Regions from separate parts of the Homo sapiens genome. Here region 1 is linked to region 2. The links are chromatin contacts, found by Hi-C or POLR2A ChIA-PET in ENCODE. All regions are on one chromosome and are shown on one strand. Each heading gives the region's core, a stretch centred on a gene start or an enhancer-like site at or near the end of the contact. The rest is flanking DNA. Distances are from core to core; before and after follow the strand shown.

What was found. Hi-C counts contacts between places; a loop is a spot of excess contacts on that map. ChIA-PET counts read pairs that join two places held with the same protein, here RNA polymerase II (POLR2A). Pooled maps may share reads with other maps.
Region 1: a loop to region 2 is called in a pooled map, with 3 times the contacts of the local background. The contact joins two enhancer-like sites. A Hi-C loop is called at or near these places in 3 of 50 pooled maps. POLR2A ChIA-PET finds 5 or more read pairs at or near these places in 3 of 52 experiments (activated T-cell, activated naive CD4-positive, alpha-beta T cell and endothelial cell of umbilical vein).

What each region holds. Positions count from the first base shown.
Region 1 is chr1:235,046,050-235,050,148 of GRCh38, forward strand. No RefSeq gene overlaps it. Among named protein-coding and RNA genes, the nearest start is that of LINC01348, 22 kb to the right of the region's middle. RefSeq lists enhancers at 1,330-1,379, 2,093-2,387. Within about 2 kb of position 2,247, at least 29 of the 41 ENCODE cell types and tissues checked have a DNase peak (open chromatin) inside an H3K27ac peak, as active enhancers do; they include endothelial cell of umbilical vein, where a contact is called at or near this core.
Region 2 is chr1:234,861,565-234,865,709 of GRCh38, forward strand. The region is part of intron 2 of LOC107985365 (a long non-coding RNA gene); the gene reads right to left. Among named protein-coding and RNA genes, the nearest start is that of LINC02971, 94 kb to the right of the region's middle. Within about 2 kb of position 1,572, at least 28 of the 41 ENCODE cell types and tissues checked have a DNase peak (open chromatin) inside an H3K27ac peak, as active enhancers do; they include endothelial cell of umbilical vein, where a contact is called at or near this core.

The DNA of each region.
Region 1 (4,099 bases), core at 997-3,496, 190 kb after region 2:
GAGAAGGCCAGAGCCCTTACCATCCAGGAAATCCAGACGGTGGGTGTCAGGCTGCAGGAGGCTGATGAAAGCCCCAACCGTGTCAGGCCTAACCCCTGGAGCCTATAAATGTGGCCTTATTTGGAAAGAGGGTCTTTGCCAATGTGATTAAATGAAGGATCTCTGGATGGGGAGATTATCCGGGATTAGCCCTAAATGAGATTACATGAACCCTAAATGCAGTTAGCCATTTCCCTACAAGAGAGGGGTAAAGGGAGGTTTGCCCAATGCAGAGGAGACGGTGATGTGACGCAGAGGTGGGGACTGAGTGATGCGGCCACAGGCCAAAGGTTGTCGGCAGACACCACGAGCCGGAATCAGCAAGCTGGGGATTCTCTCGACAGCCGCGGAAGGAGCAGGGCTGTGCCCACACCTTGATTTCAGCCCCCTGATCGTGGTTTTAGACTTCCGTCCTCCAGGACTGTGAAAGAATAAATTTCTGTGTTAAGCATCGTAATTTGTCGTAATTTGTTAGAGAACCACAGGGAACTAATGTACAGGATGACTACTGCCTGCTTTTTAAATTATTTTATTTATTTATTTATTTATTTATGAGACAGAGTTTCACTCTTGTTGCCCATGCTGGAGTGCAATGGCACAATCTCGGCTCACTGCAACCTCTGCCTCCTGGGTTCAGGCAATTCTCCTGCCTCAGCCTCCTGGGTTCGAGCAATTCTCCTGCCTCAGCCTCCCAAGTAGTTGGGATTACAGGCATGTGCCACCACACCCAGCTAATATTGTATTTTAGTAGAGATGGAGTTTCACCATGTTGATCACGCTGGTCTCGAAATCCTGACCTTAGGTGATCCACAAGCCTCAGCCTCCCAAAGTGCTGGGATTTTGGGCATGAGCCACCACACCTGGTCCTGCCTGGTTTTTTTAAATAAATTTTTGTGTGTGTGGACTGGGCACAGTGGCTCAAGGCTGTAATCTCAGCACTTTGGGAGGCAGAGGCAGGCTGATCACTTGAGGTCAGGAGTTCAAGACCAGCCTGGCCAACATGGCAAAACCCCATCTCCACTAAAAGTACAAAAATTAGCTGGGCATGGTGGCGTATGCCTGTAATCCCAGCTACTCAGGAGGCTGAGGTAAGAGGATTGCTTGAACCCAGGAGGTGGAGGTTGCAGTGAGCTGAGATCGCACCGCTGTACTCCAGCCTGGGCAACAGAGTGAGACTCCGTCTCAAAAATAATAATATTTATTTTTGTAATGACATGGGGTCTCACTATGTTGCTGATCTTGAACTCTCGGCCTCAAGTGATCCTCCCTCCTCAGCTTCCCGAAGTGCTGGGTTTACAGGAGTGAGCCACCATGTCTGGCCCTGCCTGCTTTGATGCCAGAACCAGGAGCATGCAGTGGGTTGGGGTTGGCCTCCCTCCCAGAGCTTGCGGGGGCAAGCCACACAAGAGGGTCAGAACCAGCTGAAGCCACACAGAGAGGTAACCAGCATGAGGTCTGCTAGGGGCCTGACCTATAAGACCACCTGGAGGGGCAGAAACCCTAGCAGCAAAAAGCTCGAGGTAAACCCAAGGGACCAAAGCAAAGAGTCTCAAATGATCACCAATAAGAGACTCCAGGAAGTGCAGACCCACATGGGAGCCCCGGCAGGAGAGAGGGCAGCTTTCAACCACAGCCAGACCCAAAGGATGCACAGCAAGCTGCCCATGCACCTACTCGGGTGAGAGCTGTCCTGGGCCCTAAAACCCCTCACCCAGCTCCAACCTTGGGAGAAGGGGCACAAGGAGCCACAGGAAAGGACAGAAGCCAGCCTCATCCCTTTCCCATGCAGACTTCCAGCCCTAAGCAGCCTCAGCTGGAGCAAGAAGAATGGTTTGAAGTTTTGACTAATATCTTGGCCTGGACATTGAAATTCCAAATGGAGACTGGTTTTTTTTGTTTGTTTTGTTTTGTTTTGTTTTGTTTCCATTTAAAGCAACCATCAGACAGACTATTTCCTAAGAGGAGCAGAAAAGTCCAAGCCTGCCAGGGTCTGGGAACATGAATCCGGCTGAATAAACTTCAGAGGGGCAGCACAGGACAAAAGCTAAAGTCGCCTTCCAATTGCATTGCAAGCTGTGCTCGTTCCACACACCGGTTGCACACAGGCTGGTGAAAACATCTTCAGTGGAACTGAGAGGAGCCAAGTTCCCGTGAAAGGAAAACATGCAAATCTGTTTTCAGTATCACTTTTAAGCTTCCTGAGTGGAGTCTTTGGCCTGGAATGACTCGCATTGACGTCAGCCCGAGGCAGCCATATCGCAGCAGCTGCCATCCCTTCCTCACCCGCGGCCTCCGGGGCAGAAGACACACTGGTTTTGTTTCATGGGAGATTAAAAACAGTTGCTGCTGTATCCATAATTCACAACCCCTGTGATCACCGGGGCCAGGAATACTGAGCAAAAAGCACAAGGCGTCCACATTAAAACCAAGGGCAGCCGGGCGCAGTGGCTCACCCCTGTAATCCCAGCACTTTGGGAGGCCAAGGCGGGCGGATCGCCTGAAGTCAGGAGTTCAAGACTGGCCTGGTCAACATGACGAAAACCCTGCCTCTACTAAAAATACAAAAAAATTAGCTGGGCGTGGTGGCTCATGTCTTTAGTCCCAGCTACTTGGGAGGCTGAAACACAAGAATCGCTTGAACCCAGGAAGCGGAGGTTGCAGTGAGCCGACATCATGCCATTGCACTCTGGCTTAGGTGACAGAGTGAGACTCTGTCTCCAAAAAAAAAAAAAAAAAAAAAAAAACACCAGGCCTGGTGCGGTGGCTCATGCCTGTAATCCCAGCATTTTGGGAGGCCGAGGCAGGCAGATCACCTGAGATCAGGAGTTCAAGACCAGCTTGGCCAACATGGCAAAACCTATCTCTACTAAAAGTACAAAAATTAGCTGGGCGTGGTGGTGGTGGGTGCCTATAATTCCAGCTACTCAGGAGGCTGAGGCAGGAGAATCGCTTGAACCCAGGAGGCGGAGGTTGCAGTGAGCCAAGATCGCGCCACTACACTCCAGCCTGGGCGACAAGAGCGAGACTCTGTCTGAAAAAAAAAAAAAAACAAGGGGAGACCCATAAAAAAGATGCCAGAGATGGGGATCATGGTCAGCTGGGACCCCGCCCAGGGCACTACACGCTTGCTGGTTCTCCTGAGCCTCAAGGCGATGGGATCTACACCACACATCTGAGGCTCTGATAAACTGCTGGAAACATGGGCTTATGCATGATGCTGCTTTGTTTTACGGCACTCTGTGAGGGAGACAGGGCAGGTACCCCACAGCCCGGAATGGACTCCTCTTGCCTCTGGTCTCCTACCAGAGCAGCAGTCCCCCAGGAGGAGAAAACAAGCTCCTTCCCAGGGCTGCACTGGGGCTGGTGGCAATGGTGGCAGTGTCGATGGTCATGTGGCCTGCCTTGCACTGGTGGCCAGGACCCTGACTCTACTTTGAATCTTCTGGTTCCTTCCAGCATCCAGGACAAGGCCCTGGCAGTAAAGCCCAGCTCCACACGGCTCCTGCAGCATGGAGCTGGTTCTCCTCCAAAAGTCCTGAGAGATGTATCATTTATCAAGCTGGTAGATAATTCTGCCCCTTTCTGTAGTGCCTCTCAGACATATCCCATAGGTAATTGTTGCTTGAAGCCTCTATTAAAATGTGAGGCGACAGAAGCCAGTAGACTGTGTATCCCTTTCCTTCGTTTACTCTCAGGTTAAAATGGTCTTTCTGACTAAGCCAGTGATTGGGGCATAAGGGAAGGAATGTGAGTGTGGGGAAAGGGAGGTGGGGGAGAGGGCTGGTGTGCACTGCTGCACTCCCTGTGGTTTTGAGATCCTTCAAATAGAAGCTGTGAATATGTGGCTGGGTGCAGCGGCTCATGCCTGTAATCCCAGCGCTTTGGGAGGCCGAGGCGGGCGGATCACTTGAGGTCAGCAGTTCAAGACCAGACTGGCCAACATGGTGAAACCCTGTCTCTACTAAAAGTACAAAAATTAGGTGTGGTGGCGGGTGCTTGTGATCCCAGCTACTCGGGAGGCCGAGGCAGGAGATTTGCTTAAACCCAGGAGACGGTGTTG
Region 2 (4,145 bases), core at 322-2,821:
GAATGGAATTAAAGTGAGTGCTCCATCTCACTTTAATAAGAGAATCACAAATTGAAACTACAATGAAATGCCTGCATGGCAAGGCTATGGAGAAAGAGAGACTCTCATTCTTTACTAGTGGCAGTGCATAGTGTACACTCTGTTGAAGACGTCTGAAAACCCTTACCAAAATTATAAATATGTTTACCCTTTATCTCAATAATGCCACTTGCCTTAATTTATTCTACCAGTATACCTACATGTATAGGAAGCATCCTGGGTAGCATGGTTCGTAGTAGCAAAAGATTGGAAGCAAATCAAATGTCTGTAATAGAAACCAGTTAGATAAATTTACGATGTGTCCATAACTAGGAAACTATTAAGCTGTAAAAAATGAATGAGGACGTTCTTTATGTACTGATTTGAAAGATGTCCAAGATATATACACAGGTAAGTGAAAAGAGCAAAGTCCAAACCAGTTTGCACAGAATGCTAACTTCTGTCAGCCTTGCCACATGGGTATTTTATTATAGTTTTAATTTGCATGTCTCTGAACCTAAGTGAGATTGAGTATTTTTTCATTCTCTCAAAGGCCGCTGCAGTTCCTTTCTGTGAAAGGGGGAAAGAAAAAGAAAAAATATATATGTACAAAGTTATACACACACATTTGTTTGTATATCATAAAGACACCCAAGAAATTAATATAAGTGGTTACTTGGGTTGGGGTTAATGGGAGCAAGGGTAGAAGTCATGGTTTTTATAGTTTTGATTTGTGAACCAAGAAAATGAATTATCTGTTCAAAAAGTAAACGTGAACGAAACAAGTCTTTCCCTACCAGTTCCTCAGGCTCTTGCTAAACCTATCATTTTCACATTTGCCAAATATTTCTCCCAGATCCAAATGTGACCCCGGAGGGATGGGGCAGGGTCAAGAATGAAGGGGCAGCCAGGGATGGCCCATGAGACCCACAGGGATCTCTCACGTGGATGGATGTCCTGCATGTTTTTAAAAGATGAGGTCAACAGGTGGGCAGCTGTTTTTCAAGAGGGGCCACTACCTGCTTTGGAACCAAACTGGCCACTGAGTCAGGACCTCTAGGCAAACCAAATTCATTAATAAGACAGTAGGCTCATGAGACCAGAGGGGAAAGAGAAGCCTTCCAAGCCCAGAACATTCCCCCTCCAGCCCTCAGTGCTACAGATGGGTCCAGCCTGATCTGACCTCCCTGTCGTATTTTGAGCTTTTCCCAGGATTCCAAATGGACAACTGCTCTATTGTTTCATTCCTTTATCTGCATTGGGAGGGCAGCCCTCCCCCTCGGGCTTTAAACGTTTTTCCAGCCTCAGGGGTCTCTGGCCACAGCTTTGCTTTACCTTCCTCTGCGGAAAAGCAAAAGCTGGCCAAGGCGCTACAAGATGAGACAGGCACATCTGCCACACATGGAAAGAAGAAAGCAAACTGGAGTTTCCAAAGCCGCCGGTCCCCGCAGGCCTGAGCGCTTGCAGCTTCTGCCTTTGATTCCTCTGATTTTATGAGCTCAGAGCACAACATGTTGGAAGTGAGCAGAGCAGCTGCCCAGGAAAGAATGCACCGGTTCCACGGTTGAGGACTCCAAGGGAAAGCACTGAGCGGCGTGGGGCACAGGCAGGGAGAGAGACGCCAATCCTCCACAAAACATCCGGTTCCCACCAGCCTGGGCTCTAGCCAAGTGAACTAGCTGAGTCGGTCTGGGGAGGTTCCAGTTCCTGGCCTTTTGTCATCGACTGGGGACAATGCATTTGCTATGATTGATGGAGGCCACAGATTTCATCCCCAGCCCCAGCCTGGGCTGCAGGATCCAAGTGAGCACTGGCCTACTGGGGGCTCAAGGCCACAACACTGACCACCAGGGAGGGCTCTGGGAGACAAGAGGCTGGAGGCTGGACTCTACTCCCCTGGGCATCATGCAGAGCCCTTGCCCTCTGTGCCCTGTCCCCTTCCAACCCCTCTGCCCAAGAGAAAGCTCAGAGTCCTTCCACATCCAGAAACACAGGACTGGTTTCTACAAGTCCATTTTTTTCCCCCATAATTAAGGACTGCAGAAGGAAAGATGATTCGGATCTGGCTCGCAAGCTCAATGACTGAGAAAAGGACGCCAGGTTCCCTGGTACTAGTGACTCATACGCTTTTCAGGAGCGTCAAGACACTGTGATACATTTCTCCTGCTCTCCACAAAACTGCTCAAGGGATGAGGGACTCCCATCAGCCAAGGCAAATATACCATTGCTGTCTAAAGTAGCCAGATCACACACACAGAGAGGTCCTGGAAATGCCATTGAGAATAGGACCTTCCTTCACCCAGCCCATTTGGCAGTCCATGGCAGGGAAGCAGCAGAATTGCAGCCTCCGCAGGACTTTTAGGAGCCTGATCCACAGACTAGAGAAATGTACCTCTCCAGGAAAAAAACAGTATAGTCCTCTCATCTCCTGAGACTCCCATCCCAGCCACCTGGCTGGGAATAAACAACTCCTGTGACAAGCAACTCATTGCCTCTCTGAGACCTGGGTGTGCCACTGAGATCCATGACATCCTTCTCCAGGCAGAGCTGACGTGTGTCTCTCTGTAAGTCCCTCCCACTCACTTCATACCTTGGACCCCTAGATGGATCCCTGTGGCAAGAAAAGACCCACTGGTGACTTGCAGAAGTGGGATGTGCTGTGAGCCTCCCCTGCCAAATGCTGCACTTGCTTGCATGAGTTGGAAGTCCCCATCAATCTCTTCATCCACGCCCATTCTTCCACTCCAGTGTTCCTATTTCTTTCTGAAAGTGTGAGCTCCAGAAAACAGTGCAGGCTGGGCAAGGGGCTCACACCTGTAATCCCAGCACTTTAGGAGGCCAAAGCAGCAGGATCAGTTGAGGCCAGGAGTTCAAGACCAGCCTGGGCAACACGATGGGACCCCATCTCTAAATAAATGATTAGCTGGGCATAGCGGCACATTCCTGTAATCCAAGCTACTTAGGAGGCTGAGTCAGGAGGATCACCCCCTCAGGAGTTTGGGGCTGTAGTAAACCATGATCATGCCACTGCTCTCCAGCCTGGGCAACAAAGCAAGATCCTATCTCTATAAAAATAAATAAGCCAGGCATGGTGGCTCACGTCTGTAATCCCAGCACTTTGGGAGGCCCAGGAGGGCGGATCACCTGAGGTCAGAAGTTCGAGACCAGCCCGACCAACATGGTGAAACCCCAACTCTACTAAAAATACAAAATTAGCCGGGCGTGGTGGCACATGCCTGTAGTCCCAGCTACTCGGGAGGCTAAGGCAGGAGAATCACTTGAACCCAGGAGGTGGAGGTTGCAGTGAGCCGAGATCGCACCATTGCATTCCACCCTGGGCAACAAGAGTGAAACTCGTTTCAAAAATAAAATAAAATAAAAAGAAAGAAACAAACAAACAAACACACACACACACACACACACACACACACACAGCACAACCTCTGCCCCACGTCTCTCTGAGCAGCGTGATGGAGGATGCAAGACCAAGTCCCCCTCAGTCACCAAACAATTCAGTGCCTGCTCCATGCCAGGCTCACTATACCCTCCTAACAGTCTTTCTAGCATGGTGGGACTCTGCTGTTTCTGATGGACAAAATATATCAGCCCCATCTTCTCTGGTTTGAAACCCTGGAACTCATGGCCCCTCATAAGTGACTGTGAGACCAGGCTCTGTGTGTCAAGCTGAACTCTCATAGCTGATGGAATGAGCACAGGAGTGAAGCCCCAGGAGGAGGAGGAGGTGAGTAGCTGCAGGCCAGGGCTCAGGCAGCCCGTGGGCTAATGTGTGCCCTCCTGCTGATCTGCTGCATGGCTTTACCAGGCTTAGAAAAAAGCATCCAAGGTTCCTTCAGTGATCCAGATAGTAGAAACACCAGGTCTCAAATGCCTCAGTGCAGCTGCATGTCGCCAGAAGCAGTACTGGGAGGCTCGGTGGATAGGACTCAACATTAGCTGGAAACACAGGCAAGTCAGACTGAGAATCCAGACTGAGTCAGAAGTCCCTGTGTCCTTGCCATGGGTGTATCAGTTATCAGTGGCTGTGTAACAAATTAGCCCAAAACTTAGCACTCAAAATGTGAGCATTTCTTATGTCATAGTCTTTGTGGGTCAGGAATCTGGGAGTG